Linked DNA regions of Mus musculus: regions 2 and 3 are each linked to region 1. A link is a loop called in an ENCODE intact Hi-C map of the cell type or tissue named here. Cell type or tissue: gastrocnemius. All regions are shown on one strand.

Evidence for each region. Peaks named below come from ENCODE experiments on the same cell type or tissue, not always from the same donor. Only the 100,000 strongest peaks of a DNase experiment are listed, where the experiment ranks them.
Region 2: it touches region 1 in a loop (2.9-fold over the local background); 13 of 42 quality-filtered maps call a loop at or near these places.
Region 3: a loop joins it to region 1, with 2.8 times the contacts of the local background. A loop is called at or near these places in 16 of 42 quality-filtered maps.

The regions. Positions count from the first base shown.
Region 1 is chr19:32,950,361-32,958,360 of GRCm38, forward strand. No RefSeq gene overlaps it. Among named protein-coding and RNA genes, the nearest start is that of Gm36914, 5.7 kb to the right of the region's middle. In gastrocnemius, a CTCF peak has its summit at 4,081 (motif pointing left); DNase peaks (open chromatin) are centred at 4,141 and 6,702; H3K4me3 peaks cover 786 bases; H3K27ac peaks cover 1,477 bases.
Region 2 is chr19:32,711,542-32,719,541 of GRCm38, forward strand. Atad1 (ATPase family, AAA domain containing 1) reads right to left here and starts at 757. Exons shown (of 10, transcript NM_026487.3): 1 at 725-757. In gastrocnemius, CTCF peaks have their summits at 1,288 (motif pointing left), 3,821 (motif pointing right) and 6,289; DNase peaks (open chromatin) are centred at 815, 1,261, 3,833 and 7,172; H3K4me3 peaks cover 1,695 bases; H3K27ac peaks cover 1,683 bases.
Region 3 is chr19:33,223,026-33,231,025 of GRCm38, forward strand. It overlaps the pseudogene Rnls. Among named protein-coding and RNA genes, the nearest start is that of Mir3970, 70 kb to the left of the region's middle. In gastrocnemius, CTCF peaks have their summits at 3,224 (motif pointing left) and 4,173 (motif pointing left); DNase peaks (open chromatin) are centred at 485, 1,352 and 4,175; H3K4me3 peaks cover 801 bases; H3K27ac peaks cover 1,751 bases.

The DNA of each region.
Region 1 (8,000 bases):
AGTTCCCTAAGTGATTCAGCCACACTGTTGTTGGTGGGCTCAGTGCCAACTGTGATACACATCTACTAAGGGTGTGCTTGCTCAAGACACTGTACTATGCACTATGAATAATGAAGTAAATGTCACATAAAATCACGTGGGAGGCTGTTGGGAGCTTCACTAGTTGACCATCCGTGGGGCGGGTTTTGGAGGCTCAGCAGCACCATCTTTCTTAAATGATAACAGAAAAATCTGTGAAGACTGGAAGCCCAGAAGTGCAGAGAACAGACTTTAGAGAGAGCAGAAAGAAGAGATCCAAGGGCTGGTTGGAGTTAGAGCAGGTTAGCCTTGGATTCCCGACCTTGAAATTATTTTCCTATTATAACAAATTCGAGGAATCATCAAATTTGTGAGACATTGAGCTTTCCTGAGGCAGAGAGTGAATTTTAGAGACTGCTCTTGCAGCTGGTAGGTCTTGTGCTCTGGTAAGTTAGAAGATGAAGAATGGAAAGGTCTCAGAATGGAGGGGGAGCTTGGGCCAAGCAGGTCACTGACAGGTGGCCAGGGCAAAGGAACAGTTATGTAAAACTGATTAGATGTTGGGGGAGGAGTGGAGAGGGGAAGAAGAAGTGCTGAGGACATTGTGCCTGGGTGAGGGGAAGAATTGCGCTGCAGCAGAGAAGGGGAAGTTGGAGTCTGAGCTGACTGGAGGAGGGGAAAGACTAGGTGACCTTGATTGGGAGATGCTGGAACTGGGTACCCATATCCCAGGGCCATGTGGAGATGTGGTACTCAAGGGAGAGGGGTAGGCTACACACATACAAATAAACTACAGTGTGAGCCATCAGCATTGAGGGGAATTGCTTGGAGCTCTGGCTCTGTGTTGTGGGGTATCTGTGAAGTTAAGCCACCGTAAGCAGATTTCTATGTATGTTAAGAAGTTGACAACCTCCTATTATATACCCTAAATAGAATCACCTGTATAGAAGTGGTGACACTCTTGGACAGTTGAATCACCATGTTCCTGATTGCTACAATACCTCAGACTATTGATTATTTTTGCCATGGCTAGACTGTTGATAGTGATATTTCACTTCACAGAAAAATAATTAACTTCAATTTGGTCAAAGACCTGGACACAAGAGCTAAAATTATGAACTCTTGAGGAAGAAAACAACATCAAAAATGTAAATCTTTTAGGGCTAGAGAGATGACTCAGCAGTTAAGAGCACTGACTGCTCTTCCAGAGGTTCTGAGTTCAATTCTCAACAACCACATGGTGGCTCACAGCCATCTGTAATGGGAACTGATGCCCTCTTATGATGTGTTTAAAGACAGCTACAGAGTATTTGTATACATAAAACAAACAAACAAATGACTCTTAAAAAAATCTCTAATAAAAAAATAAAAACCTACTTCTTAAAAATACCTGTAAATCTTTGTACTAACATGCCTTAAAATGGGTAATATTAGATACAGTACTTAAAGTAAAAACAATTATAAACCGGGCGTGGTGGCCCACGCCTTTAATCCCAGCACTTGGGAGGCAGAGGCAGGCAGATTTCTGAGTTCGTGGCCAGCCTGGTCTACAAAGTGAGTTCCAGGACAGCCAGGGCTATACAGAGAAACCCTGTCTTGAAAAATCAAAAAAATAAAAACTAAAATAAACTAGATTTCATCAAAACTTAAATTTTGTATTTCAGGGACTGTCAAGAAAGTGCAGACTCATAGCATGGGAGATAATATCTGCCAATCTAATTATCTGAGAGAAGTCTAGTACTCAGAATAAGTCAAGAACCTTTAATACAACATTGAAGGACAATAACCAATTAAAACCGGCCGAACCATTATAGTAAATATTTCTCCTGAAAAATGTACAAATGAAGCTGAGTGTGGTGTCACATACCTATAATCCCAGCACTCAGAGGGGGCTGAGGCAGGAGGAGTGTGATTTCAAGACTGCCTGTGCAGCATCAGGAGACTATGGATTAATCCCCTCTTATATACACAAATGGTCAAGACTCAACATTGAGCTATCTGAGAAATGTAAGTCAAAGGCACAATGAGGTACCATTTCATACCTACTAGGGTGGCAATCATTATTATCATGATTACTATCAATTATCCTGAGATAGTAACAGAGGTAAGTGTGATGTTTTAAATTAAAATGGCCCCCATAGCCCCATAGGGAATGATACTATTAGGAGGTGTGGCCATGTTGAAGGAAGTGTGTCATTAGGGGCAGGCTTTGAGGTTTTGGATGCTGAAACCAGGCTCAGTGTATTGTGACTCATTCTCTTTCTGCTGCCTGCCAATTCAGATGTAGAATTCTCAGCTACTTCTCCAGCAGCACGTCTACCTTTGTGCTGCCATGCTTCTTACCATGATAATACGTATCCCCATATTTCTTCACTATTCACCCTTGCCTATCCCTGCCCTGCCGCGAGTCTTTAAACTCTAGTCACAGCATGGTTAACACAAGATGCTAAAAAAAAGCATAAGAACAGCTGTTCTGATTCCGTGCTTCACGACCTGCTCATAGCGTGCTCCAGCTGTGGAGAGCAGCTCTAAGGGAGGTCCAAGCTTTAGTTCTGGTGAGCGAAGCTGATACAAAGGTGAGCCAGAACACAGTCTCCCGAAGTGCATCCTTCTGCCTCACAGGACAGGGTCCACTCAAGCTTTTGCCCAGTTGCTCTCAGAGTCAAGGGTTCTTCCTAACCTTTCCACAGACAGAGACCTCCTCAAGCTCAGGTGTTAGAACCTGCCAAGGCTCCACCCATCGCTGGCTTCCTGTGAACAGGTGTGCTTGGAACTTTGGAACCTGTGTTTTGAAATTTGTAATTTGAGGTCCTCAGAGGTTGCAGGCACCATCTAGGAAAAGGGGAGGGATTTGAGGCAAAAGGGACTAAGATTCTGACTCCTACCTCATTCGAGAGGAAAGAACCAATCCGTTTAACAGAGTGTCCTTAATGGCGGTTGAGTGTATGGGGGTGGGGGAGGGGGGGTGTCTGTGTGCGCAGATGCAGCTCAGAGAGCTCTCATTCACTGCCTTTCCCTCTGGCTCTCTCCCTGCACACACTGTTCTCTGAGCTCCATGGCTTCCTGTGCTGCGCTTCCTGTTTCCTTGTCAAACTTCATATAAGCATTTGCTGAGGGCTGGGCAGGTGTCAGGCTCCGTGGCTGGGAGGAAGCAGCAGGTGGAGGACATAGGATGTTGATGACACTTGGGCTGGAGTTCACCAAGTTCCCCTTTTAGTTCGTAATCTCTGTTTATGATTTGAGTACCTAGGAGAACCGGCTAATTCCAGCAGATGGAAAAGAACTCTAGCAGGCTAGAGCATCCCAGGCCAACGAGAGCTTCAAATACTTTGAAGATAGAGGATAACCCTTCCTGCCTCTCATTCCTGGGAGTGTCCTCGCAGGCTCTGTAGGTCTCTCGAAAACGTAGCTGATACACTGAGTAGTTCTCCAACCCTTTCCTTCTGACCTCAGCCAATCTCCTCCTTTGTGATCACACATTTCTAGGGTGTGCTAGGCAGGAACGATTCTTGTCTCTATTTAATGATGCTTAAATATAATAAGTGTAATTCCTACAAGACAGTCTTGGCCAAAAATAGAAAACCCTGTTGCTCTTTCACTTCACCTCCCACTCTCCCACTCCTACGTTCACACCACAGCATCCTATAAGGTTTTTGTTTGTTTGTTTTTTTAATCACCTAAAGCCATTGCTTTCTGGGCTAGTGTGCCCCCTTGAAGAGCTGGCATTTGGCCTGTAGTCTGGGCAACTACCTCAGATTGCCTCCTTGGAAAGGAGGGTGACCATGTCAGTTGGGCTGAGCATAGGCTTTGCAGATGGGGGATCTGGGGAGCTTAGGGGTGATACACTCTCTGCTAAACCATCAGGATGGCAGCTTCGTCTTTCATCTGGGCTCCTCTATTGTACTGGTGGCTATTGGTTCTTTTCCTTTCATTAAAGTACAGTGGTTGTTTGCTAAAGACGCTTTTGTTCAGAGGGAAACAATGCTTCTATGTTCCAACAGGAGAAGTGTCAGCTGTGGGAGGAGAGAGGAGAGGGTGGGACTCTCCCTACAGAGCCCTCTGGTGGACTTTTTCAGTATGCATTGCTTCTTCTGCCTTCTTGAAGGAATGGCTTCCTTCTGCTCATGGAGGGAGGCTCCTGATGCATCTGATGACTGCCCGTTGTGGCTTTCAGGGCCCATGGGAGCTGATGGCCCTCCTGCTGGCCTGCATCCCCAGCTTCATCCACTGGCCATTCCGTTCCAGGTGTCTTCTCCAGCAGTTTCTCTAGGTTGGCTTTGACCCACTGCTCCCATTCTGCTTCCTTCATCAGCCACAGGCTACTAAGCAGTCCCTATCCCAACCCCTTCTCATCCTGGATCTTTTACTTCAGGCATCACCCTCTTGGCAGGATCTGACACAACCTCGTTCTTGCACCTTGCTCAGAAGCTGTTCGTATGAAGTCCAGGACAGTCAGGCTGTCCTGTCTGTTTCATCTCTGACCCCTGACATGCAGTCCATGCAGTCGAGTGTCTGGCTTTTATTGGGCATTTACAAAATGCACAGGAAGAAACAAATAACAAAGACAGAGAACATGGAAAGGGGAAAACTTTGGGGTCTTTTGACACCAAGGCAACCAAGAGGTTGCGTGGAATGTCTCTTTTGCCAAGGAGGGGCGTGCCTGCGTAGTTGGTATCCTAGTTAGCATGTTAACATGACATTGTCTATGGTCACCTGGGGTGTAGGGACAGTTGAGTTGAGTAATTGTCTTTATCAGGCAGGTTTGTGGACATGTCTGATAAGTGCCATCTGGACTGCTAACTGATATAGGGCTACCATGAACAGTCCCATACCTAGGCAGTTGATTTGGGGTTGTATAAGGAAACAGGTTAAGCTGGAGCCAGAGAATAAGTCAGTCTGGAACACTCCTGCCTTGACATCCATCCCTCAGTGACTGACTGTGTCCTGGAAGTGTGAGCCAATTCAACGCTTTCTTCCCTGAGTTGTGTTTGATCACAGTGTTTTGTTCTAGTGACAAGAAACCCAGATCAGGTGCATCCCTTCTTCTCTGGGATTATATCTTGGTTCCCAGGAATTAGGGACTTTCCTTCATCTTTCCCACTCTCTTTCCTGCACTAGTTTTCCCAGGGCTCGTCCACACACTCTTTAATAGTGTTAACAGAGGCTGTAACTATAAAGAAACCCAGCTGCCATCTTTGAGGACCTTCAGTTTTTGGACACTTCCAAATATTCTATTTAAAAGCATTGGCCCATCAAGGGAAACCCGTGCCTCATCAGCTGAAATGCTCCTGGTCAACTTTCTTTACTGTGGGTGGGGGGGGGGGGGCGTTTGAAATTCTCAGCTGCACCCCGATGTATCCAGCAACTGTCTCTTACATCGATGGTGACAATCCGCTGGCAGTCAGAAGCCAAAATTCCATTTACTCAGCATTTACAGAGAGGAGCTCTCACATTCCAGAGGCACCCGTCAGTTGCTACCAGACATACCCCGTGTCTGGTCCTGGATTTGGCCAACTCTGTGTGTGTGTGTTTGTGCACATGTCTGTGTGTGCATGCACATATGTGTACATACATGCATACACACATGCATACACACAAAAGTCTTTTTTCCTGTTGACAACCGGAGAGATGAACTTGAACCATCAGGCTGGTAAGGACATCAGCAGTTCTCCAAGTTCTTTTGACAGTTCTCTGGGAATCATCCTGGCTTCTGACTCTTACTTTCTTCCTCTGTGGCTGCACTCTTGCTGCTGTTAAACTCATACCTACAACCCAGCCTCTTCCCCGAGTTCCACCAACACAAGCCCATAAGACCCACTTATTCCTGGAAGTCTGTAGAAAAGATTTCATGGCAGATTTGAAAGGCAGATACCAGGGCTTTTATTTTGACGGTCCACACCTTCACATAGCCATTCTGCCCCTCCCCCATACACGAAGCTGAAGCCCTTCTGGTTAGCTGTGGCTTTTCTTTGTCTTCTATTCTTCTTCTGTTGGGTGCCCCTGTGGATCTCTTTTTGTTATTACTTATCTAAAGCCCTTCAACCCTTCCTTGTGCCTCAATTAGCTAGGTCCATTTGCATATCCAGAGTCTTCCTGGGTCTCAAGTTTCTTAAGAGTCACTCTCCTTAGAAAGCAATTATGGTTTACAGAGAATTTCCTCTTTTGCAAAAAAAAAAAAAAAAAAAAAAAAAAAAAAAGGGCCAGTGGGATCCCAAAGTCCTCCAAAGTCCTCCAGCAACCCAGAGACAACCCTGAAATGCCGGAGCTGGGGGTGGCTTTTCAGAGGGCTGGGCATGGTCTTCTCATTGCTGTCTTCTGAAAAACGATGAAAAAAAATGGGGATGAGTCGCTAAAGTCTCCACATCAAAGTTGAAAGAGTAGCTTTCTCTGCGGGATAAAAAGTCAAAAGCCCCAAAGGCCTGTCTGCCCTTCCATTGGGGATATCTTTCCATCTTGGGCGAATTAGAGATTATCATGAGGTTCTCTCAATGTGGAATTTACGGAGGAAAAAAAAGAAAGGAAAAGAAAAACTATTCATTGCTCCACCTTTTGCACTGGCCAAGGCAGAGCTATGCTGGTGACAGAAGATTGATCATGGCTGGAGTTGATTCTGAAGCCGACTGTACAGCGGAAGGCGGCCGGCAGCAAGGATAGCGGAGTCCTGTGGGGAAAGGTGACCCTGGGCTCAGAGCAGTGAGAAGTACGTTTATCCCCGCCCCCAAGCCCCACCCAGTTTACTTGGACGGCGTGTCGAGATCCCCTTGGCTTGCTGTGCTACAGGAGAAGACTCACACAAAGGATGTCAGAATTGTTCTAGAAAATCCTCAGCACTTTGAATCAAGGGAAAATGAGTCAATTGCTCCTCTTTTTCAGTTCTTGAACTTTAAAAATTTGACTGTGGTTCCGTGTTTGAGGTGGTGTGTGCGTTTGGTTGAGGGGGTGGAAGTTGACAGGCAGGATTCGGAAGGTGGTGATTAGGTTCTGAGATGTCTGGGGGTGGAGGAAGCTTAAGGGAAGGAGGCAGGCTCCTCCTGCAGAGGTGGAATAAGAAATGTAAATGGGTCAACTTGATTGGCTCTGGCCCTCCCAAATCCAGTGAAATTAGCTCCAAGTTAAGGCTTTCTCTGGCAGAATAACTGCTCTGTATTCAGGGATCAGGGGGAAAAATGGTTACATAGAATTGTTTGTGTCAGAGAACCTGCTTTAACCAATTTAATTTAGCTTGATGAGGAACCCTCAAGCAGCCATTATGTGCCTGTCACAAGGTCAGATGTATTGTGGGAAGCAGAAGAAAGCCTTTCCAACACAGCTGCCTTCGCACTCGGACAATCTCCTTAGGGAATTGAGACTCACATACATGGCCAGGTGAAAAAGAAAAAAAAAAAAAAAAAAAAAAAACCGAGATCAAAGATCAAACTTCTTCAGCATCCCAAAAGTCACGATACGGACAGTTCACATTCTGGATATGAGACGGGGTCATGGAGGGGTTGTGATGAAGTGGCCCCTGAAATGAGGAGAAAACTGCTTATTTGTGGTACTGTGTCTGCCTCCTTTTTGGTTTCCCCAGAGCTATCCAAGTCGATGTTAAATTGACAGTTCTCCAGAGACGGAAGATTCAAGGCAAGAACAGAGGTAGTCTAGAAGTTGGTAGCACTGTAACCCAGGCAGAGAGAGTGCAGGGCCACGTTGACAGGGGCTGGAAGATAAAGAGTTTGGATTTTGTCTGCCAAGAAAATCATAGGAGAGCAAGGATAGGACCTGGGGAATGGCCTCAGAGTGGAGTATTCTCTGGTGCAGTGTCAGAGTTTTGTTAAAGATGATTGCCATGGTTTAGATAATCACTATGGCTGATGCTCCTAGGAGGTATGGAATATTTAGAGGGTGGGGCCTTTAAGCCTTGAGGAATATGCCCTGCAGGAGATTCTGCCCTTCCTTCGATCTTTGGTATTTTTGCTAAGGGCAAGTTGTGCAAAGCTGTGGGC
Region 2 (8,000 bases), 240 kb before region 1:
ACATTGCTGTATATCACTAAGAAACACCACTAGACCGGTGTTAATTCAGAATTATCTTTAAACGCATATCATTTTAAATCTTTTCCTGTTTAGCTCTGGTTTCAGTGTGGATACCCTATCTCTGAGCAACTACTAACGTTTTTACTGCAGTATTCCCTAAGTCACTGCAGTGTGCTCCAAATGGTCTCTCAACTCAAAGTCCCAGCAATTCTGTGCCTATCAAGGCCCTACAGTCGCAGACTGTGACAATGAATTCCTGCCAGGCTTCGCGGAGAGGGCAGGTCATTATTAACATCAGCATGTTCTGGGAAAGCATGGCCAGCACTGAAGAAACACCTCCGCCTTTGCACAAAGAGGGAGGAGGAGAGGGGCCGGCACGAGCGGACCGGCTCCTTCCAGCCGCCTTCTTACAAGCCTAGCCCTGAGGTCGCCCTGAGCGCCCCCGATCCTCCAATGACCAGGCCGCCTACAAGAGATGTCCTTGCGGGCAGCCGGAGTCTCCCGCCAGCGCTGAGACCTGAGGGCTCGCGCCCGGCCGGGCGCCAAGGCGAGGCCCCGGACGCCCTTGGAGGTTAATCCGCTGGATCCGGGGCGGCGCTCAAGTGTGACCGACGCGGAGGCAGGTGACTACCGGGCTGGTCTCCCCAGGTGAGCGCCAGGCCCTGGGGGACCGGGAGGGATGGGGGACGCACCTGGCCCGGCCCCGCGGGAACCCGCTACTCACCCAGAGGCAGGACCAGAGACGATGGGAGAGCCGTAGCCCGGCCTCGCACAGGAAAGAAACGCGGCCGGGGAGAGAACGCTTCCGGGGGCTGGAGCCCCGCCCCCCACCGCACGGAGCATGCGCGATCCCTGCCGAGCCGGTGGCGTGCCAGCCAAGGCATGGCGACGCAGTGCGGGGCGAGCTACTTTCCCCAACCTACACCTTAGTACCCGCTGGGCCGATAACATTCAGAAAGGTAGATAGGATGAACAGGGTGCTCCCCAAAGGGCTCTGAGTTCAACTTGAGAGACTCAGAAACTGAATTGGGAAAGACGCTTGACACATGAAATCCCTTGCTACTCTGGAGCTGTACGCAACCCTGACAGAGGAGCCTTTTACAGAAGGCAAAGAAATGCTTCCCTGGTTTGATAAACTTCCACCACCACCACCACCCCCCATCCCCGCAGCAAGTCCTCATGATGCTGCTCAGACGCGCATGGCCTCACCATCTGCCTTTCGGTTTCTAGGGTGAGCTCACCCTCCTCCCCCATCTCTGTACTGATGACACCTGGAGGCGGCGCCTGAGAATCCACTGAACGCTTGAGCAGCCAGGCAGACCAGGGAGGTCTGGCAGTTGGGTCAGAATAGGGCATCTGGTGACAGGTTTTGCATATTGATGACTTTTTTTTTTAACCCCTTCCTCTTGCGAAGTGAGGGACGTGACACCAAGATTCCAAGGAACCGTATCTGAAAGCCAGCCCCTTCTGAATGTATATACACTACTAAGGAACAAGAATAAGTAGACACACTGCCCATAAACAAAAGGAGCATCATCACTTCAAATAAAGGCAGTGGGACTATGAAGGAATAAGACAGACTTCTTAAGACCTTTTTATATTCCTGGAGGAGGCAGTTTGTTTCGCTCTGTTTTCAGGATTATCTTTTAAGGCTAAAGAATTCTACAGCCAAGCTGGGATTGGTGTCACATGCCTGTTTTCCTAGCATTTGGGGTGGCTATGCAAGGAGGATTGCTTTATACCCTGGACCACATAAGTAACACACTGCTTCCTCCCTCTGCTGACAGTTATATTAGTAAATGATGTTGTTAATAGCTGTGGAGAGACACAGCCCAGAAGTGCTGCCAGAGCCTGGAAAGTTCCTTGTTAAAGGACTTTACTGGAGTTCGATAGAAGAACACAATAGATGGAATGAATCAATATTAAAAAGAGTTTGGTTTTTTTGTTTTAATTTTAGACTGGTTTACCCAGCACAGTCTTGAATGGTCCAACAATGGCTGTCCTGGTAGCTTCGCAGTGCTGGAGGTAACATGCCTCAGCAGTCCAACAAGACCACAAGGCTTTAAGGATTCCTGGAGAGCCACGACTAGTCTTTAGTCTGTGGAAGAACCTGGATTCTGATCTCAGTGGATGAGGCCAGAGGCAGCAACATCAACAATGGCAGAAACACTAGGTAACTCACCAGCACGTGACAAAGCAAGCAAACTGAATACAAATCCCTGGGATTCCCTTATGTGTAGGCCAATATCTGGGCTGCCCAAGTTTAGAATGAGCCTATCAGTTAGCCTAGTCAAGAGAATCCCTCACAAGTATTCCTAGTAGCTTCTAGACCTTGTCAGTTCTGTTCGTTGACAGTACCACCATCACTGTCACTGGGTCCTCCCCTCAGGTAAAGTCAGATCCTTGGCTATGCATCATCATGATCAACAACAACAACAACAACACACACAAAGAGTTAAGACAAAGTGGGTTTATTAAGTAAAGATAGGTGATAACACTTCTGGTCTAAGCTTGGGGACATGGGAGGTTTATAAGATAGTACAAATGATCAAGATAAATGTGGCTGCTTCTTTCCTTTCCAGTGGATTGCCTATCTCTGCTGTACCCAATGTTTTAATTTAGGAAATTTCTTGCATCTGGGCCTTAAAAGATCACATTACTGCCAGGTGGTGGTGGCGCATGCCTTTAATTCTAACACTTGGGAAGCAGAGGCAGGCGGATTTCTGAGTTTGAGGCCAGCCTGGTCTACAGAGTGAGTTCCAGGCCAGCCTGGTCTACAGAGTGAGTTCCAGGACAGCCAGAGCTACACAGAGAAACCCTGTCTCGAAAAAAAAAAAAAAAAATCAAATTACTGCCCAAAGGACACTCCATCCTACCACAAGGACAATTGACCAACTGTGTCCATAGCAACTTTGCTCATCAGAGCCAGAAACTGGAAACAAACTAGATGTCTCTCAACATTAGAATGGATAAAGAAAATGTGGTACAGGCTGGAGAGATGGCTCAGCCTTTAGGAGCACTGACTGCTCTAACAGAGGTCCTGAGTTCAATTCCCAGTACCCACATGGTGGCTCACAACCATCTGTAATGCTGTAATGGGATCCGATGCCATCTTCTATAGTGTCTGAGGACAGTGACTGTGTACTCACATACATAAAATAAATAAAATCTTAAAAAAAGAAAATGTGGTACATTTACACAATGAAGTATTACTGAGCTGTTTGAAAAATGACACCATGGAATTTGCAGGCATATGGATGGAACTAGGAAAAAAAAAATTATCCTGAGTGAGCTAACCCAGACCCAGGAAGACAAACATGGTATGTACTCACTTATAAGCAGGAATTACCTGTTTGTAAAAGATAACCATGCTATAATCCACAGGCCCAGAGAGGCAAGGTGATAAGCAGAGATCAGGGGGTTGGGTCCCATGCATCTACCTGGAAAGGTAAAATAGATTCTGTGAACAGACTGGGGGAAGGAGAGGATGAGAACAGGAAGGATCAGACGGGGGGGGGGGGGGGGGGGTGGGAGGCGGTACTGGGAGAGATAACTGGAATTTGGGGGCAACTAGCAGTGTGATACAGAAACCTACTGCAGTGGAAACTCCCTGGAATCTACGAGGGTGATCCTAGTGAAGACTCCTGGTAATGGGGGACCCAGAGCCTAAACCAGCCATCTTCTGTAACCTGGTAGTGGTACTGGGACACCAACACAGTCACAAAACCTTCAACTTACAATTTGTCCTGCCCTGAAACACATTCTAGGAGAATGGTGGTGTAGAACATGTGGGAGTGGCCAACTTGCCACCCATGTCACCACAAGATGGAGCTCAAGCCTAACAACTGCCCGCAGATGGCCAGGAACCAGAGGCTGGACAGCCCAGAGACCTAGGATAGAACCAAAGCCAGACTGGCAAAAAAAGAAGAGGAAGAGAAGGAGGAGGAGGAGACGACGACCAAAAACACATCTCTGAGATAGTTCCTAATGATATTCTGCATGTTCATAGATTACTAACTAACTCAATTACCATCAGAGAGGCTTCATCCAGCAACTGATGGGAGCAGATGCAGAGACCCACAGCAAATATTAAGCAGAGCTCAGGGAAATCCCAGAAGGGATGGGGCAAGGATCATAGGAAACAGAGGGGTTGAGGATACCATGAGAGCATGGCCCACAGAATCAACTAGGCAGGGCTCATAGGGACTAAGAGAGACTGAAGTGACAAACATGGATGCTGTATGGGTCTGAGCTAGGTCCTATGCATATATGTTATAGCTATGTAACTTGGCATTCTTGTGGTAGTCCTGACAGTGGTGGTGAGAGGTGTCTGACTCATCTTCTCCTGGGACCCTTTGCCTCCTACTGGGTTGCCTCATCCAACCTTGGAATGATGTGCCTAGCCTTATTGTAATGTGTTAAGCCATGTTTGGCTGATACTCCTGGTAAGCCTGTTATTTTATTTTATTTTATTTTGTTGTTGTTGTTGTTTTGGTTTTTTTGTGTGTGTTTGTTTTTTGAGACAGGGTTTCTCTGTGTAGCCCTGGCTGTCCTGGAACTCACTCTGTAGACCAGGCTGGCCTCGAACTCAGAAATCCACCTGCCTCTGCCTCCCAAGTGCTGGGGTTAAAGGCATGCGCACCACTGCCTGACAGCCTGTTATTTTCTAAAGGGAAATGGAGGAGGAGGAGGACAAAGAGGGCAAGGAGGGGGAGGAAGACAAGGATGACGAGGACGATGAAGAGGAGGAGGAATAGTTCTGGAGGAGAGAGGGATTGGGAAGAGTGGAGGGATGTAATGTATAAGAGAGTAATATTTTTTTTTAATATCAAATTGCTGGCTTTCTGCAAACCACAGGTCCCTTCCCAGAAGTTAAAAAAAAAATCAATAGAGGGTCCTTAAGTCCAATTAGACTTGATTGGATGCCACCAAGGTATGGATGCCACTACCATACTAAGAAGTACTGTGCCTTCCAGCTTTGTCCCTCAACAGAGGAATGGATACAGAAAATGTGGTACATTTACACAGTGAAGTACTATTCAGCTATTAAAAACAATGAATTTATGAAATTCTTAGACAAATGGATATATCTGGAGGATATCATCCTTATGGAGGTAACCTAATCACAAAAGAAGACACTTGATATGCACTCACTGATAAGTAGATATTAGCCCAGAAACCTAGAATACCCAAGATACAATTTGTAAAACACAAGAAAATCAAGAAGGAAGACCAACGCTTGGATACTTCATTCCTCCCTAGAATAGGGAATAAAATATCCATGGAAGGAGTTACAGAGACAAAGTTTGGAGCTAAGACAAAAGGATGGACCATCCAGAGACTGCCCTACCCAGGGGTTCATCCCATAATCAGCCACCAATCACAGACACTATTGCATATGCCAGCAAGATTTTGCTGAAAGGACCCTGATATAGCTGTCTCTTGTGAGGCTATGCCAGTGCCTGGCAAATACAGAACTGGATGCTTACAGTCATCTATAGGATGGAACACAGGGCCCCCAATGGAGGAGCCAGAGAAAGTACCCAAGGAGTTGAAAGGGTCTGCAACCCTATAGGAGGAACAACAATATGAACTAATCAGTACCCCCAGACCTCGTGTGTCTACCTGCATATGTAGCAGAAGATGGCCTAGTCAGCCATCATAGGGAATAGAGGCCCCTTGGTCTTGCAAACTTTATATGCCCCAGTACAGGGGAATGCCGGGGCCAAGAAGTGGGAGTAAATGGGTAGGGGAGCAGGGTGGGGGGGGGGTGGTATAAGGGACTTTCTGGATAGCATTTGAAATGTAAATAAAGAAAATATCTAATAAAAAAATTTTTAAAAAGAGTTACTGTGCCTTGCTGGTTGTTTTGTAGTTCATAGACATCACAGCTTGATAGGACTATTGCTTCTTTCCCCTTGGAAATTTTTTATTTTCTTTTTTTGTTCAATTTTTTACTAGATATTTTCTTCATTTACATTTCAAATGCTATCCCGAAAGTCCCCTATACCCTCCCCCGCCCTAAAGTTTTTCAAGACAAGGTTTCTCTGTGTAGGCCTGGCTGTCCTAGAAGTCACTCTATAGACCAGGCTGGCTCCCAACTCACAGAGATCTGCCTACCTCTGTCTCTCAAGTGTTGGGATTAAACCCGTGCCTCCACTGCCTGACTTGTCCCTTGGAAGCTTGCATAAGGCCTGTCTTCTGGTGTCAGGAAAGCCAGTCCTCAGTTCCAGCTTGGATCCTCAGTGTCTTGGACTCTTGGTGTCTTCAGCAATAGGACTTAATTTTCAACCTCTAGGAGGCAACCTAAGATAACAAAAACGCCATGTAATGTTTTGGGAGTCTAGGGCTTCCTTTTTTTTTTTTTTTATTTTATTTATTTAAGTAAGTAATTACACTGTAGCTGTCCTCAGACACTCCAGAAAAGGGCATCAGATCTCATTACGGATGGTTGTGAGCCACCATGTGGTTGCTGGGATTTGAACTCAGGACCTTTGGAAGAGCAGTCAGTGCTCTTCCAAAGGCTCTGAGCCATCTCTCCAACCCCAAGTCTAGGGTTTCTTATGCCTGGTATTGAGGGTTTTGATGGATATTTTGTGGGTTTTACTGGAGCATTGTCAGCTCAGTTGGGAAAGTTTTATTTAAGCTATACCTATACCTATATCTATATTTATATCTAATCTACATATTTATATCTGTATATAGACTTATGTGTATTAAGTGTAATTTTAGGTTAAAAATAGTATGATTTTTTTATGGCTTTTTCCGAAATCTTTATTATTCTTTTATCTTCCTCCTTCCCTCTCTTTCTGTATGGATCCCCCTCCTTCCTCCCTATTAACAAAGCCCACCCTGGTCCTTTTTCATTTCAATGGCTTCTGCAGTTACTTCAAGTTATGTAGTCACATCTGAAGTTTTGGAGTTAGGAGCCACAGATGAGAGAAACATCAGACATCTGTCTGAGTCCGGATTACTTTACTCAATAGGATCTTTTCAAGTTCCGTCCATTTACCTCCAGATTTCATTTTACCTACAGCTAAATAGTACTCCATTGTGTATATGGACCACCTTTCCATTGCCCATTCGTCAGTTGAAGGGCATTTAGGTTGTTTCCATTTCCTAGCTATTGTGATGAACACAGCTGAGCAAGTTTCTGTGGGATAGGATGCCAGGTCCTCTGGGCCAATGCCAAGAAGTGGTGTAGATGGGTCAGATGGTAGATTTACTTCTAGCCACATTTATTTTCAGAGTGGCCATACCAGTTTGTCATATCACTAATACTAAATGGGGTTCCCTTTTCCTCATACCCTCTCTACAATTTGTTGCTAATAAAACAAATAATGTTTGTTTTATTATATACTAGGAGAGCAATTCCTGATCGTTTCCTGGTCCCGTTGGGTTGGAGGACTTTTTCCCATCCTTAATTTTAAAGTGGCACCTATCTTTAAAGCTGAGTTTCTTTTTTTCTTTTTAAGATTTATTTATTTATTATATGTAAGTACACTGCAGCTGTCTTCAGACACTCCAGAAGAGGGTGTCAGATCTCGTTACGGATGGTTGTGAGCCACCATGTGGTTGCTGGGATTTGAACCCAGGACCTTCAGAAGAGCGATCAGTGTTCTTAATTGCCATCTCTCCAGCCCCTAAAGCTGAGTTTCTTATAGACAGCAGATAGATGGACTTGGTATCTTGACCCATTCAGCAGGCCTATGTCTTTTGATTGAATAATTAAAACATTAATATTTAAAGTTATTATTGAGAAGTGTATGCCGATTGCAGTCATTGTGGTGGTTATTGTTGTTGCCATCCATGTTCTAAGAGTTTCTTTGTGTTCCCATAATTATAACTTTTTTTTTTCTTTTCTACCATCCCTCAGTTATGCTTATTACTCTCTTCAGTCTGGAATTTTGCTTTTGAGGTTTTATTTAGGGCTGGTCTCTGGATAGGAATTGTTTTAGCCTGTTTGGCTCATAGAAAGTTTCTCTTACTACTTGGACTAT
Region 3 (8,000 bases), 270 kb after region 1:
TTGCACTTTCGTACACCTCATGACAGCGGCTCTTTTACGTTAAGGAGGAAACTCTGTGGTTAAACTGTAGCCTAGGTATTTTTAGAGCCGTTACCATGTTAACCAAATTTCATACATTTCACCTGCAGGATATGCAGTAACACCAAGGCCTTCCCTAAAAGCTAACCAAAAAAAAAAAATGTATTTAAGCAATTAATGCAATTAATACTGTCTTTAGGACTAAGACCATGTTATCTGAGAACAGAGTCGCTGGTGCTGACACCTTTTCTCTTCTATTTTTTTTCTTTTTGAATGGATGGATGGTAATGTCTTTAAGGGAGTACCTTTTTCTTTGATACAAGTGACTTGAAGGGCCAGAACCAAAAGCTTAAAGCTGGTTAGTTCTAAAGGTCAGAGCCTGAAGGCAGCGACTCCTTTGTGAATCATTAAGCTTTCCTAAGCTGCTTCTGACAGACTTCTGGCTTTGCGCCACCTGTCTTGGGTCATTTTACACTGCGAATCCTTATGCTGTTCCAGTTTTTAAGTCAGTAGCAAAGGTTATGAGAAAGACAGAACTTGTGTTGCTGTTGTTTTCCTTCTCAATCCGGCATCGCCCCTAAGCTTTCAGAGCACAGAGCCAGTTTGTGTTTAGGGCATCTTCACACGCCCTACTAGAGAGCATTTAAAGAAGACCCATGGGTCCACAGATGAGCCAGATGTGATGGAAGGGATACCCATTAGCAATAAAGTGAGAGTCCCCATCACTACTGACCAGTGATTTTCACCACTAATCCCAGCACTGAAAGTTCAAGATAGAACTAATATCTGAGGTGCTATCAGATATTATCTTCCATCATCAGTTAAACTGGATGAGTTTTGACATACTTAGAATTCGCTGTGTTAGCCCAATGAGGTTCAAGTGACAGGACACGTCACTGCCAAGTTCTATGCCAGTTTATCTTCTAGTCATCTGAATAAAAGTCACTCTGCACCAAAAAAATTCTCTTAAACACAACGAAATTCTGTTTTATGGAGCCAAGGGACATTAAGCTGCTAAAACACATGCTTTCAAAATCGAATGTGGAATAGCTGTCCTGTTTCTCAAGGGAAAAAATACACAGTTAAACCTTGCTTATTCATAATAACCCAAACTTCCGGAAGGCTTAAGCATTTGGAATTGCTCCAAACCCAAAAGAGGGGAGGAGGGAAAGGGAAGGGTTTGGAGAGCAAGGGGATGGGGGGGGGGGGGGGGATGGAGGGAGAGAAGGACAGAATGAACCAGCAGCAAGCAAGCCAGTTTTTAGAAGTAGACCTGAAACCCTAGCAACACTGAAAGAAGACCTGGAGCTTGCATCTGATTGGCTTACCAGCCAGCCGGAATGCTGAGCTCTGATTGGCTAGTGATGATGTCTCCAAATAATCAGCCTTTTGCAGGGAAGCAAATTTATCTGGCAGAAAGGACAGGAGGTAGAAGAAGCAGGCAAGAAGCAAAGGGAAGCGAACAGGGCAAAATGAATGACAGGTTATTTGTAACAAAGGTGGCAGCTGAGACGACAATGAGAACAAGAATCACTATTTATGTAGCTGCTTACAGTTTTTACAAACTAGGCTCCCTGAAATTACTGACACTGTCTTCAGAAGGACCTTCAAGGATTGCAGAAGTGAAATGACATTCCCCAGGTTACACAGCGAGTAAGAAAAAAGCTGAGGTCACCGGTCTCTAATCCAGGGCTGTTGACACCACAGAGTCTCTGGAGAGAATAATTTGGAGTTATCCTGAGGAATTGAGCTAATCCTCTGATCACAGAAAAGACCACCAGCAGCCACATCAGCTACAGTTTAGTGGGAGATGCAGAAAGGGCGTAGGGCTCACTGCCCTTTGCTACACAGAGGTTGAAATCATCGCTCAAGAAATATCTCCATGCACATTAGGAAGAACGGCTAGTGTGGTAGAAAGGAGGCTTGCATCTTGAGTGCTCAGTGCAATCATTTATTTACCCGGGATGGCTCACAGTGCCAACAACAGCATAATCATCTGTCCCCCAGTTGTTCAGCTATAAATGCGCAGATCATTTTTGTTTCAACTTTCTTCCCATATGCGATGCCTCTGTAAGGCCTGTAGCTGTCACTTCTAAAACCCTGAAGCCAGGTGCTTATGCCATATCGCTGGCCGCCATACTCTCCTCGGAGCCACTGTACTGTTCGACTGGGGTTTCAGTTCATTGCTCCAGCTGTGGTTTTGTGTTTATACCCTCGCTTCCCTAACTTCATCTTCTTCCCGCCCAGTCAATTCTCTGGAATATGTCAAATGCTTAAACATTACACTAAAAATGACATTCAAGGGTTCTAGCAGGGCCCAGCCTGAGTTCACTGTAAGTGCCTATGCCCAGGGCATATTGCTCGACACATGGTGGCCTCCTTTGTGGCTCTAGAGCAGAACCTCTCTCTCCAGTGCTGTTCTTGTCTTCATGTCATCAGACTTCAGGCTCACGTGGCTTTTCCTACAAGCTGATCTAAGTTCCCTGTTATTTTCTTATATGAATTCTTTTTATTGACTTCCTGTGATTTCTCAACTGAAAAGATTGTTTTTATTTGACTGCTTAGCCCTCCTTTTATATGTCTCTTTACTATGAAGCTCTATGAAGTTAAAACCTAGGATTTCACACACCACCCAGGAAAGTAGTGCATAGTGCTTAGTGGGTGCTTGATAGCTGTGTTGAATGAATGAATGAATGAATGAATGAGCAACCAGAGCTTTAGCATGTTTGGTGTTCCATGACACCTCTCTACCAACAACTAGGGACAGGGCTCCTGTAGGACAGTCTGTTGTTCTGTAATTCTTTTCAAAGTCATGATTGCTAATAAGCTACCATCATTTAGAAAGTTCTGTGAAATTCCTAACATAATTTCTGAAAGTGGGGGGAGGAAAATCTTGTTTAGACCTAGGCCTGGGGCATGGTAACAATGCATAGGTACCACCCACTGGTCATATAAGTTGTCAACTTTTTTTTTATTTGCCCAAATTGTGTCTCTGAGGGATAAACATATCCTTAGCAAAATGCATCAACCTATTGGGATTTTAAAGTCATAATTGAGCCAACGCCTTGGTCAAAGTATTGTTGCTTTAATTATGCCCATTTATTTCAACATTCCAATTTTGGAAATTTTTTAGCTGCCCCATTACATTTTCTTTTGCAAGTGAAAATTGTCACGATGCCCTCTGGTGGAATTAAAATTTTTCTTCCTTCTTTCCTTTCTTCCCTAGCTCTGTCCCTCGCGCCCTCTTTCCCTCCTTCCATCTTCCCTTATCTGTTTATCCTTTTATGTATTTAGAATGAAACACAGGAGCCATGGGATTTATATTACTTTGCAATGCTGACTGACTAGGTATTATATCAAAGGTCAGATTAAAGATGATGGTAACTACAACACTCATAGCTATATTTACAAACATGATCAGAACAGAGGAGCAAGAGTTGGCTGTGGCTCACCAAGAATAAGCAGGACTTGTGTCATTATATCCCCACTAGAGCTGATGCAGCTGACAGAATGGCAAGGCTTTCAAAACTGGTTCTGTGCACCAGGTCACGACTTCAGTACTTCTTTGTAGAGCCATGTCATTCTTCCTTTCCTTTCCTTTCCTTTCCTTTCCTTTCCTTTCCTTTCCTTCTTTCTTCTTTCCTTTCTTTCTTTTCTTTCTTGTTTTTTTTTTTTTTCTTTTAGGCAATCTGGATTACACACCAAACGAGATCCTGCTTAAAAAGAAATCAGACTTTTGGGCGATCCAACCCCTGGAAGATGTCAGGGCTGTTCTTTAAGCAACCATGGTCTTAAGACAGAGGGAAGTAACATTTATCGGAGTAGATTAGTTTCCATATTTGTTTATTTCAATGCAGTAAAAAAAAAATTGAAAAGAAGACAAATGAGTATTTAAATATCTATCAACATGTCCTCAAATTATTTAGTGATTGTTTTAAAATTTCCTAAAAGTCAGACAGTAGAAATAAGCTATGGATATAGTACAGATGCATTCAACCAGCTGATTGCATTACAATTGAATCTTTGGGTTTGGTGCACCCCAAATTAAAAGACAAGAAAAAGAGAAAACAAAACAAACAAAAAACAAAAGGACCCAGGGCTCCTGTACAGCAGGCCGATCTAAATCTCTCAAAGAGTAGTACTGCCCCCTAGCGGGAGTTTGGAAAGATTCTAAGGGCCAGGTGTGAGGGGCTGGTCTCAGGAGGGAGCTATCCAAAGGGAAGTTCCGCACTGTGCTGCTGCTCCAACAATTATTTACACAGTCAAAAAACCTGTCTGCAATGCCTTGTGACCAGGACCAAATTCAGTTTTACATCAAGGCAAAACAGACAAACACAAATCCAATTACTTTCCAGTTATTTTTTTTAAGGAATGCGAATCTGACATAAAGTGAGGGCAGAATGCACATTGTTTCTGTAGTAGCACTAGCATTCTGAGAATGCTAGCGTCAGGATCTCTGCCCACAGATGGGTCTGGAGGGCTCTGGAAGACACAACTGTAGCCATGTCATTTGGAATGTCGAAATTCAAAGCAAGCCCACAAACGGGGCTGACCTCTTTCTTTCTTTACAATTAGACAAATTACAGCAATCCTTCTGAGAATGTCTGTTTGCCTTGGTAATATTATCAATGAATTTCATTTTAGTACAGTAAAGATTGTTGTCAAAATGCTTGCTATAATACACAACAATGAAGGAAACCAGCAGAGACAAATGCTAGACACTTTTCTTGCATGGAGCAATCAACTACTGAAAACAAACCCAAACCCAACCCACAACAAACAAAATGGCCAGAAGGGACTTCTCAGAACCCTTACAGGGAACTGGAGGCTTGCAGCAGTTAGGAGAGTATTGATCACAGAACACAGATGAGTATTTGTGAGTATGAATAAACCTGGGAGTGGTGGTGGATTTCTACTGTTTTATTATCAGCACTCCATCTCCAGCTTTATAATAACCCTGAAAACTGCCTTCCTACAGTCATGAATAGTAGAACAAAGCGAGGACTCTTAAGCTCCATTCCCATAGAACTGTCATCTTCTGACCTGCTTGATGGCTCCCTGAGAACATACCACGCACAGCACTGCCTGTATGCGTTGACTCAGAACTCACTGACTGTCACTGTTCCCCATGGAGATGAATTCCAATCAACTGTAGAAAGGATGCACAGAGATTAACATCACAGCTACCTGAGGTGGGCAGTGCTGACTGATGCACATCAGGGCTTTGCAAAGGTTACAGGAAAACGTGGGGCAAGATGGCATGGGCACCTGTTAAATACGGAGGTGAGCACACACCTACTGTTGTGTGAGTCCTCAGAGAGAATCCAAAACTTTGTTTTGCCTTATCTTATGGCCCTATGAAAGCAGAAAAGGAAGGCTAAAGCAAATTTTCCTTCTGACATGGAGTGTTCAGGGTGTTCTCCAAATGCACATAGAACTCCTTGGAAAGTACTGTGTCATTAGTGAGCTCCTGGTCCAATCACTAGCTGAATGCTAAGTTAAGTATCAGAGACCATGGTGGCTACCTGTGATAGTGACAGCTAGAATGAAGTAATCGTCACCAACAGAAACATTAGCCGTGCTGCAGTGAGATGCTCAAATGTCAAGAGTCTCCCTCCATGTGATATTATTTTAATTGTACTGTTCAACAAAATTAGTGACTATTCTCAGAAAATTAAAACACTGCACCATCAATATGAAAGCAGTCAATACAACTACCCTAAAGGAGTCAGGATGTAGGTAGGGACTAGATAGAGACTTAAATCTCTGTTCTTATGTTCAAAGAGCTAAATGTAACCACACGTGAAGAAAATATGAGAGCAGTTTCTCCATAAGTAGAGATAAGCATAGAGAAATTATTTAAAGGTCAAATATAAAGTCTAGAGCTGAGATGCGAAGTAAGAGGCATGAAAAGTTCACTAAAGGCCTCGGTAGCAGATCCGGGTAGTTCTACAGACAGAGCAAGCGGTCAACTCCAGGGAAGGCCAGTTAGCATCACGGATGCTGAGGATAAGAAAGAGCCAACAAAGGGGGCTGAACAGCGTCTCAAGAGTCAGGGAATACAGTCTAGTCTGTCTGAAAGGAAGTCGCGGAAGGATAGGAGAGCTAGGGGAGCAGGGAGAATGGATGAAGTAATAGCAGAAACTTTCTAAATGTAGTGAAAACTGGCAGTTTGTGAAATCAATATGCAGAGGTTCACGTGTAGACACACTGTACTCTATCTACCAAGAGCTAAAGATAAAGAGAATCTTGGTGGACCAAAGGAAAAGTGGCTTATGCTCAAAGTTCCTCACCGGCTTCCCCTCAGAAGCTGTGGGAACAGAATAGTTAAAATACTTAAAACGGTGAAATAAAAATAATAAAAACATACCAACTAAGAAAGCTATGTCCAGTAAAACTATCTTTCAAGGTGAGGACGAGACCAAGACACATTTAGATTAATAGAACTAAGAGGCAGTTCATTGGCAGTAGGCCAGCCTTGCAAACAATACTAAAAGAATTCTTTAGGTACATATGAAAGGATGAGGGACAGTAAGTTGAGGCTAAAAGGAACAACAACAACAACAACAACAACAACAACAACAAACACAGTTATTTTTACCACTACCCACTAGCAAATATAAACTGTAGGTAAATAAAAAAGAAGGCATAACTAGGGAACTGAAAAGACGGCTCACAAGTTAAGAGTGTGTGCTGTTCTTGAAGTCCCGAGGTTGATTACCAGCGCGTCTACCAGGTGGCTCACAATGGCCTATAATTCTATCATGTCAGCTCGAGAGTGATCAGGCCTCTATGACACCTGCCCCCAGGTACCTAATAACCCCCCCGACATACACATAATTAAAAGTAAAATAATTCTTGCAGCAGCTCCCTAGTGTAGCCTTCAACATAAAAATAAAATAAATCCTAAAAAGAAAGTATAGGTATATTTGTAATTATCATATTTAAAAGACAGGTTCATAAAGCAATAAATATAAATTTACATTGGTATGTATATAACATATTAAATGTGTGGTTTGTATGACCATAAAAGCACCAGGGAAGGGGCAGAGAATAAACAGGAGGAAAGAGTTTGTATAATATTAAAGTTAATATAAACCCAAAGTGAACTGGTATACAAATATACCATTAAGATGCTAACTATAAGCCTAGGGAAACTGTACTACATCATAATCACCACCACCACCACCACCATCATCATCATCATCATCATTATTGCTACTATTGTATATGGTGTGTGTGTGTGTGCACGCGCATGTGCCACAGCACACATGTGGAGATCAGAGTTGGTGTTCCCCTTCTACTATGTGTATCCTTACAGTCAAATTTAGTTTGATTAAAGTTAATTAATAAAAATTAAGAAATTTAAATTTAAAGATGGGAAAACATGGCTCAAGCATTATGGGGACGGTCTAAAGAGTATACCATTGCGCGCACACACACAAGTAGTAAACTATGGCCAACACAAACAAACATAGTAACCAGGTGTTCAGATCACTGCAGCAAGGGAAACCTGAGGTGACCCAGACACTGGGTGCAGCCCTGGCCAAATTCTACTCTGTTTATTATTTGGTAATTTATTGCTCATGCCATCTACTTGGGGAACATCTGAAAGGCATATGAACATTCTGAGTTACAAATTAGGCAACGCTAGGAAAACTAAAATCACGTGGCCAACTGACTGCTAGAGCAGAGGGACACTGTAATAACAATCTTCAAATAGGCAGAGAAATATTATCCAGATGAAGATAAGGAGCTGTTTCAGTCAGCTGGGTAGAATCAGAGCTAACATCACTGAGGAAGAAATATAGTTAGGCTTAGATAAAAAAACTTCCTGGCACCTGGAAAATTGAAAATGTTTCTTCCCTGGGATCCCTAAACACAGAGAGGATGACTACATAGGGATGGCTTTAGCACAGTGTTCTTGAAGTTTTAAGGATAACTGAATGATGCATATCTAGTGATTTATGTTCAAATCTCAT